Linked DNA regions of Homo sapiens: region 2 is linked to region 1. Evidence: chromatin loops called from intact Hi-C (ENCODE). Cell type or tissue: MCF 10A. All regions are shown on one strand. Region 1 has its middle 280 kb from the start of LINC02296. Region 2 has its middle 56 kb from the start of LINC01148.

Evidence for each region. A loop is a pair of places that touch in the nucleus more often than their neighbours do. Peaks named below come from ENCODE experiments on the same cell type or tissue, not always from the same donor. Only the 100,000 strongest peaks of a DNase experiment are listed, where the experiment ranks them.
Region 2: a loop joins it to region 1, with 19 times the contacts of the local background. A loop is called at or near these places in 1 of 110 quality-filtered maps.

The regions. Positions count from the first base shown.
Region 1 is chr14:87,329,165-87,334,164 of GRCh38, forward strand. No RefSeq gene overlaps it. Among named protein-coding and RNA genes, the nearest start is that of LINC02296, 280 kb to the right of the region's middle. In MCF 10A, no CTCF peak of the experiment used is centred here; a DNase peak (open chromatin) is centred at 3,067.
Region 2 is chr14:86,959,263-86,964,262 of GRCh38, forward strand. No RefSeq gene overlaps it. Among named protein-coding and RNA genes, the nearest start is that of LINC01148, 56 kb to the left of the region's middle. In MCF 10A, a CTCF peak has its summit at 2,045; no DNase peak of the experiment used is centred here.

The sequences.
Region 1 (5,000 bases):
CTCTTATGTGAAATCTCTTGTTAAGTAAGATGAGCAACTGAGGAGGAAGAAAGAGAAACCAGCAGGGAACACCATCTTTCCCCAAATCTAACTTCCTCAGCAGCTCTCTTTGTCATCAACGGTAGAGTCACAAAACCCTAAGTGAAAGGGCCCAGTGGTCAATGTGAGGGTGTCTTTATGAATCTCTAAGTTTCTCCTCGACATGGGAAACCTACTCTTTCCCTGTCATTTAATCACAGCTCCTTCACTCAGGCAGTTTTGACAGCTTTCAGGCACCCCCAGGATCTAGTAACTTTTCTTAATAAGCTTCTTCCTTAAAGGCAGTCAATTCAGTCTTCTGGTCTTGATTCTTCTTAGCCAGCCTCTCTGGTCTTCAAATTCATGTATTGCCTGTGGCTTCAGGAACAAAACTTCCAGATAGGTGCCAGATTACCTAGGATTGGATTTGGTTACAGTAGAGACCCAAAAGAACAGCAACATAAATATGATCAAAGTCCATTTTTTCTCCCACAAAGAACAATATCTGTGAATATTACACTGAAAAGAGTAATTTGGGTCTCATATAGTGTCTCCCCAGTTGTGTGGGATTCAGAGAAATTTTAGTTTTCCTCTCCACCATCCCCAGTGTGTGGCCTGCAAGAACATGGCCCAAGATGGAACTAGAGACATCATGTTCTAGTGCAGGTAGGTTGAATAGAGACAGGAAGAAAAGAGGTGAGGGTCATATGTCAGTAATCTTATAAGGAAGGTCCTCAGAAGCTAACTGACCACTGCTGAGGGGAGGCCGAGAGATATTGTCACTATTCTGGAAGGTGATGTTCTTTGGCAATAGAGGTTATTTCTAAGAGAAATGAGAAAAATGGACATTGAGAAACATCCAGGAGCCTCTGTTACACTAGTCATTTTTATCCTTAGCACTTATCACATTTTCTTCCAATGTTAAAAAATTTTTCTGGGAAAACTCAAGCTCTGTTCTCAGCTCTACTATGTACTAAATATATGACTGGTTAAATCACTTAACCTCTCTGAGATGTGGTTTTCTCATCAGTAAAACAAGCTTAACAATTTTTCCTCTTTCATCCTCCAAGGATTAAATTAGGTAAGCGTATGTGAAAGCACCCACAAAGAGTTGATTGCCAGTGACTATACTCTACAAAATACGGGGTGATGCCATCCTCATTATTATTCTCATTTTTCTGGTTGTCTCTATTATAGTATGTGTTTCCTGTCAACCCATTTTCCTTTCAACATGCAAATATGAATCTATGGATAATACTTTTTCCAAAATGTACACATCCTTAAATGTAAAGCATCATCTTATTAATAACAAATTTCCCAAAGTAATAAAGAAAGAAGCAATAAGAGCATTAAATGTTCACATTTCTTAAGCCCCTTCTGATTTAAGAAATCATGATATGATTAAGTAAAAGTCAGTATTTTCAAAAAATCAAAAGGAATTGGTAGGAGGCCAGGGGCAGATTTATGACTAAAAATACACAAATAAGAACTGATATCTAGTAGTCAGAGCATGGCGTATTAATGGGCTTTTAGAATTAGACACAGGTTCAAATCTGTGAACCTGTGAATCTGTTCAAGCTTGAACAATTTTGTAGATTTCTCCACTGAAATATCCCATTGTTGTTGATGTATCATGTTAAGGATTCTTGTAAGAGTCAAGTGAAATAAACTTCTAACACAGTGTCTGGCAAAAAAGGGGAAATTTAACCCCTACCTATGTCTTTTTCCAATAATAGAAGCACAGAGACAATCATGGTGATCTGAGTCTTACAAGACAATGATAAGTCACAGTGCTTGAGCCCTTATTTTGTAGTTCTCCGTGTTCAGTGCATTGCATGGGATACCTCATAGATCCACACAACTTTGGGTAATGATATTCTCATCTTTCCTGTTTTATGGATGAGGATGTTGAAGGTTAGAGAGGTTTAATTGTCAAGGTTATCCAGCTGGCAAGTGGTGAACCTGGAGAAAAGACCCCAGAAGTCAATGTCAGACTCCGACTCTTGGGTCTTCATTAATGTAATTCACTGAAAGCCATTTTGGCAAATATTAACATATAATCAATTTGCCAAAAACTCTCAAACAAAGGAGGTATACAGTTAGAGCTAGTACAGACACAGCATTCAGGCAGAGTGTAAATCTCCAAGAGATACATAGCCTTTAAGAAACAGCCCACCCATTCCCCAATAAAATGATGAGTATTGCAAAAGTCAACTATGCTGGTCTGGTAAGTGTCTTGGCATCAGTAAAACCTTTTCACAGTGAAACATTGAAGAACATCTCTAATTTGGTTAATTGGACACTTTATAAATTGATTATTTCCTGAATTAAATTTTAGTTAACTGGCCAGTATCCCCCACCACAATCTATTGCCAGGTCAGTTTCTCTTTAAATGGTAGATGCCAGTCCTGTTTTTTGCCAATGTAAATACTTACATGTCTGTTATTAATGTTCTAAGCATGTCATTTACCCAGAATGTGCATCAGAGCAAAAGAGTAGGATCCAGAACTGATTACCTGACTGCTGTGGAACAACACAGGTGGTGAAATGTTGCAGGAAAACAAGCAAACAAACAAATGACAGCCAACAAAGCTGCTCTGGCCGAATCACAAAAACATCAGGCCAGAGTATGCTGGGGTATAATCGCTAGACTGACAGGCAAAGACATCCATCTGTGTAAGAGTCAAGATTTGGACTAAATAATCCGAACAGGCAGAGGACGAAAGGAAATGGGAAGAAGAAAGGAATTAACAGGCCATGCCTTCGCTGTACATTAAATATTATCTGTTTAATTATAACAACAATACTGTTGTAAGGGCACTTTTGTCCCCATTTTATAATTGATAAAAATATAGCATGTATGATTTGCCCTTTTTTCCTAAGCAAGACAATTCAATTTGCTAAGTAAGCTTCTCTAGCCTCCACTTTTATAAACAGATGTTTTCTATTGATATAAGTACACGTCACTCTCAAACGTAATAACAATAATAATCTTGGCCACTACTGCTAACTATTCCATAGGTATGTGAGCTTGGATTCAAGCCTAAGTCACTGACTCCATGATTCATGCTCATTACTGATGCTGGAGAGAAAAAAGAAATGGATTCTGCAGCTCATTGCTCATTGTCTTAAAGAGGGAGTGGTATTCCTTGTTTTTGTTTTTAATGAAATGGTTTTTTAAAATAAAATATAATTTTCTCATTTTCATAAGCCTAAGCCTATAGTCTAAGTTCTTACTCATGATTTAGAATGATTGTTATTGACATAAAATATATTTTATGTTTTAATATGATGATAATTCTTGAGGATCTTGAGATATGTAGGTCTGCTTTTCAAACTCTTTAGCTTACCTTTTGACCAGAGAAATCACAATTTTCACTTCTCTCTGCTGGCAGTGTATTTGATAATTCTAATTTGTCTCTTTATTAAAAAGCATGTCTTTATAAATGACCTCTTCCATCTGGCTAAGTACATGGACATTTGTTGACAGAGTTCGTGGTCTTTCCAATAATTACTTTGCCCACTGTTAAATTTGTTTTAATTCATTTATATCAGGTTCCACGTTAGGACTCAGGATTTGATAGATGGGGAGTCAAGTAATAAAAGTGAATTATGAGAAGAGTTAAGACACCTAACACTTTTTCTTTTTTATAATCTTTAATGAAGTCATTTTATTAATTTAAAACAACAACTAAATCTTAGTGTTAGTAATTTGCAGCCACCCCATCCTCTCCCAAAAAAATATCAGCCAATATTCTCCCTTTTTGGCCCCAATTCAAGTGAAGTGAAATAAGCTGATGTCTTTGCCAGGCAAGTGTGCGGTCATAGTGTCCATATCAGAAATGCTTATTTTGTTCTTGTGTCCTTTAGCTCAACTCCGGAAGAGCAATCTTCCATGTCGGGCCTAATCACTAATCTTACATTAGTAAGAGCAGGGGCAGGCATACTCCACAAGGGCATCACCAGCTTCAGTGGCTCCCACAGGACAAGGCTGGCATTGAGATTCAAGAACAGATGGATCCCCAGTGGGAATCAGGAGAACTGGACCAGCTGCTAGAGGAGGGGAGGCCTTTATGCAATGTGTAGGCTGATCCTATGAGCAGGATCTCATCTCCAGGCTCTCAGGCACCAACCCCTGGGAGAGCCTGCCAGACTGAAGTGTAGACTTTTTGAGAGAATAGCCATTTTGTAAAGAGACCTGGGTAGCATTATATGGCTTTATTTCCTAAGTGTTCTTCAGCAAATGCTCTTAGCCTATTTACACGTATTAAACATACTAACAATAATTCAGGCTGAAAATCAAATTCAGTTCTCCTCTTATCTTTGCCAATTTCCTCTGCTTCTGAGTCCTTAATGGACCAGGTACAAATATGTAAATACCATGCCTTATTTAGGTAATTAATTTTTGTAAGGTCAAGACTGATAATAGCACCTTCATTTTATGAATAATTCATTTCTGTGGAAGATTTTATTCATTCAGACTTTATGGAAACAGTATAAACTTTTAAGTACACATATCTGTGACTGAATCCCAGTTATAGCTCTTTGAGCTGAGTGACTAGACAATTTACTTAATATTTCTCAGCCTCTCTGTCTCCATCTAAAAGATGAGTTTAATAATACTGCAAGTGCTCCTAGTGTGATAGAAGTTTAAATAAATAAATATATATAAAAGGTAGATGCTTCATTTATGTCATTTTACCTTCTTCCCAGACTTGGGCACCTTAAAAAAGCTCAGCTAAATCAGGATTTTTAATTTAACTAACATTTTGCTTTAAAAACATGACGGTGAACACATAAATAGCCTGGGTAGTTAAATAAATAAAGAAAAAGTAAGAAGCAAGTAGGCAAAACTGACAGGACACATAAGAATGCATTTAAGAATTTAGGAATTTAGTATCTATTTTGTGCTTAACACAATGACGAATTTTTTTTATACATCATCTTGTCTGAGCCTTATAATATATCCAATAAAGTGAACT
Region 2 (5,000 bases), 370 kb before region 1:
GTGTGAGAATTCTAAAAAAATCCATTTTATATACAAAATTACTTGATTTCATCAAACAAAAATATTGGATCAAAAAGTCACCCTAATGTCTTTGACACTTCTAAGTGATCAACTAACAACTGCTTTGCTAATTTAGTCAGTTACACAAAACTTGTAATTCAGATGGTCAAGAAACTTAACCACAAAATAGACAACTGTAGCCTTTGTCTACACAGACTATGCAAAATATAAGACATTTTTTCCATGAAGAAAATGCAGAATTCTGAACATACACTTAATGTATTAATCTGTTCTCACATTGCTATAAAGATATTACCTGAGACTGGGTAATTTATAAACAAAGGAGGTTTAATTGACTCAGTTCTGCATGGCTGGGGAGACCTAGGAAAACTTACCATCATGGCAGAAGGCCAAGGAGAAGCAAGGCACTTCTTACATGGCAGCAGAAGAGAGAGAGAACAAAGAGGGAACTGCCAAACATTTTTAAAACCATCAACTCTCATAGGAACTCCCTCACTATCATGAGAACAGCATGGGGGAAACCACCCCATAATCTAACCACTTCCCACTAGGTTACTCTCTCAACACATGGGGATTACAATTTGAGATGAGATTTTGGTGGGGACACAGAGCCAAACCATATTAGCTATGAGAGAACACTTATTCAAGAATGGCTTTGTTGTTCTTAATGTTTATTTTATTGAAGGTTTGGTATTACTATTTTGTTTGCTTTTTTGTGATTTTGTTTTGATTTTACTGTCAGTGTGGGCTATTAACCTTTTTGATTACCTATATTTTAGTACCAAAGGTAACATCACTTTGTAAATGTTTTTTCTCCAATTGTCATTTAAAGATATCTAGGACTAAATATATGATGCTCACATTTTTCGGAAACAGTGAATACCACAAATACTTTTGAACAGAAATAGAAAAACAGAAAAAAAGAGGTGCGAGAGTCTATGTAAAGCTAAAAGTGAGATAGAATTTTTCCCCAATCAAAATACAGAAAAATACTTTAATCTCTTCAAATTTTAGGCAAAAATATTTCTTAGTGGGAAACTGTCTTCTTAATCTCTTTGAAAACAATTTTTTCCTCCTCTCTAGCTATTTTTCTAAGATAGATCTAGTGTGCATATCAGAGAAGTAAACACTGTATTCTGCAGATACCATATAACACACACAGCAATTTGTATGATAATTTTTTTCTTGATTGCAGTTTACTCTTTAAAAATGCAAATTGTGTAATTACTGCCAAAAAATGTTCTCCATGTGTAACAACAAAAAAAGATACAAAAACTGCTATAAATTTTGCAGAATAATGGGCATACAGATGAAAAAAAAGGAGTGCACAATATTAGATAAGACCATTATGGAGGAAAAATACACTAGGTTCAAAATCCTTGAAGTTAGAAGTTTCTAGGTTGTTGCTGATTACTCACCCCAACTATTCCAAAAACTAATGTAGCAGGTTCAGTGTGATTTTTTAAAATTTTCTTCGATAAATTACCCAAATTTTATCAATTAGAACAAAACGATATTCGTAAGTTTAAACTTAAGCATTCAAGCCTGCACTACCTGACCTTGAGCTATAAGCATCAGAAAAATCAGATGTAATTACTGTACAATTGTACAAATAGTTGAAAATGTGGTTCCTCAGTCAATACTGAATATGTGACCACTATATAGATTCTCCACATATTTTTTTTATCAATTTCATTTTACTAGGGGGAAGTAGACTAGTTTATTCACCTGTGTGGTCATAAACACCTAAGTTAGTAGTGTAAGAGCTAAGATTTCCTGAGCACCTGTTGAGCAAAAATGGCCAAACTCTGTGTTCAGTGAATTGTAAAGCTTTATATTATCAGATCATTTATAATTCCCAATTGGGAAGTATGACTAGCATCCAATTTACAGAAAAGATCTGTATCACAAAGCAGGTGATTAAGAGATATGTCACAAATTCCACATTTAACCATACATCTCTCATCCAGCATCCTGCACCCATACTGTTATAACTAATACCTAGTTCCTCCGCTAGGGGACTACGAGCCCCAGTAACCACTTGGTTTTGCTGAGCACATGGGCAAGGTAATTAATTGGTGTTTGCCTTAGTCACTCTCATCTGATAAATGGAAAAGCTAATGCAGTCACTTGCTAATTCATGGAGGAGCTGTGAAAAATTATATGTGAGCATTAAAAAAGATGTATTATATAAATGTAAACTATAGACATTTTCCTAAATGATATAGACTTTCTCATTTGCATGATATTTTTATTTTTAATTTTTCTGTATACATAGGTGTATATGTTTATGGATACATAGGAGGTGTATATGTATATGTATAAGGTATGTGAGATATTTTGCTACAGGCATCCAATGTATAATAATTACATTTTGGTAAGTGGAGTATCCATCACCTCAAGCATTTATCCTTTGTGTTACAAACAATGCAATTATACTCTCTTTGTTATTTTTAAATGTACAATAAATTATTGTTGACTGTAGTTACCCTGTTGGGCTATCAAATACTAGATCTTATTCATTCTATCTAAGTATATTTTTGTACACATTTACCATTTCCATAGCCTTCCCCACCCCACTACCCTTCCCTGTCTCTTGTAACCATCCTTTTACTCTCCATGTCCATGAGTTCAATTTTTTTTTATTTTTAAGTCCCACAACTATGTGATAACATATGATGTTTGTATTTCTGTGCCTGGCTTATTTCACTTAACATACTGACCTCCACTTCCATCTAGGTTGTTGCAAATAAGAGAATCTCATTCTTTTTATGGCTGAATCATACTCCATTGTCTATATGTACTACATTTTCTTTATCCATTTTTCTGTTGATGGATACTTAGTTTGTTTCCAAATCTTGGCTACTGTGAACAGTGCTTCAATAAACATGGTAGTGCAGATATTTCTTCAATATGCTGATTTCCTTGCTTTTGGGTATATACCAACCAGTGAGATTGCTGGATCATAGAGTAGCTCTATTTTTAATTGTTTGAGGAAGCTACAAACTGCTCTCCATAGTGGTTTTACTAATCTACATTTCCACAAACAGTGTATAAGGGTTCTCTTTTCTCCACATTCTTGCCAGCGTTTGTTGTTGACTGTTTTTTTGAATAAAAGCCATTTTATCTGAGGTGAGAAGATATCTCATTGTAGTTTGAATTTTTCATTTCTTTGATAATCAGTGATGTTGAGTCCCTTTTCATATGTCTGTTTACCATTAGTATGTCTTTTGATAAATGTCTATTCAGATCTTTTGCACATCATGTAAGTGGATTATTAGGTTTTTTTCCTATTGGGTTGTTTGAGCTCCTTATATATTCTGGTTATTTGTCCCTTGTCAGATAGATAGTTTGTAAATATTTTCTCCCATTCTGTGGATTGTCTTTTCACTTTGCTGATTATAACCTTTGCTGTGCAGAAGCTTTTTAACTTGCTGTGATCCCATTTGTCCGTTTTTGCTTTAGTTGCCTGTGCTTGTGGAACAGTACCCAAGAAATCTTTGCCCAGACCAATGTCCTGAAGAGTTTCCCCAGTATTTCATAGTTTAAGGTCTTAGATTTAAGTATTTAATCCATTTTGATTTAATTCTCATACATAGTGAGAGATAGGGGTCTAGTTTCATGTTTCTGCATATGAATATCCAGTTTTCCTAGCACCATTTATTGAAGGAACTGTCCTATCCCCAATGTATATTCTGGCACCTTTGTCAAAAATGAGTTCACTCTAGAGGTATAAACTTGTTTCTGGGTTCTTTGTTCTGTCCCATTGGTCTATGTGTCTGTTTTTATGCCAGAACCATGCTGTTTTGGTTACCATAGCTCTGTAGTATGATTTGAAGTCAGCTAATGTGATTCCTACAAGTTTTGTTGTTTTCATATAGGATAGTTTTGGCTATTCTGAGTCTTTTGTGGTTCCATATAAATTGTAAGACTTTAAAAAAATTCTGTGAAAAATGTTATTGATATTTTGATATGGATTACATTGAATCTGTAGATTACTTTGGGTAGTGTGAACATTTTAAACATATTGATTCTTTCAATTCATGAACATGGAATATTTTTTTCATATTTCATGTTTTCTTCAATTTTGCTGCAATGTTCAACAGTTTTCATTGTACGGATCTTTTGCTTCTTTGGTTAAGTTTATATCTAGGTATTTGATTTTATTTGCAGCTATAATAAATGGGTTATTTTTTATTTCTTTTTCAGATTATTCACTGTTGACATATAGAAATATTACTGATTTCTGCATGTTGATTTTGTATTCTGCACTGAATTTAACAGTTCTAATAGTTTTTTGTTGTAATCTTTAGTTTTTTTTCAAGTGTAAGATCATGTCATCTGCAAATAAGGATAATTTGACTTCTTCCTTTCCAAGTTGGATGCCCTTTATTTATTTCTCTTGTCTGATTGCTCAGGTTAGGACTTTCAGTACTATGTTGAATATCAGTGGTTAAAGTGAGCATCCTTGTTATGTTCCAGGTCTTAGAGAAAATGCTTTCAGTCTTTCCCTATTTAGTATGATATCAGCTGTGCATCTGTTCACTTGCATTATTTTTGATGCACGAGTTTAAAGCATTAAATATTGTGTATAATAAAAATATTGTCTTTTAGATCAAACACAGATAACCAAACTCTGAATTGATAGCTGAAATGGTTTGGCTGTGTCCCCACCCAAATTTCATGAATTCCCACATGTTGTGGGAGGGATCTAGTGAGAGGTAATTGAATCATGGGGGCAGGTCTTTCCTGTGCTATTCTTGTGACAGTGAATAAGCATCACAAGATCTGATGATTATATAAAGGGGAATTTTCCTGTACAAGCTCTCTTCTTTTGTCTGCCACCATGTAAGATGTACCTTTCCCCTTCCACCATGCTCATGAGGCTTCCCCAGCTACATGGAACTGTAAGTCCATTAAACCTCTTTTACTTCCCAGTCTCAGGTATATTTTTTATCAGCAGTGTGAAAACTAACTAA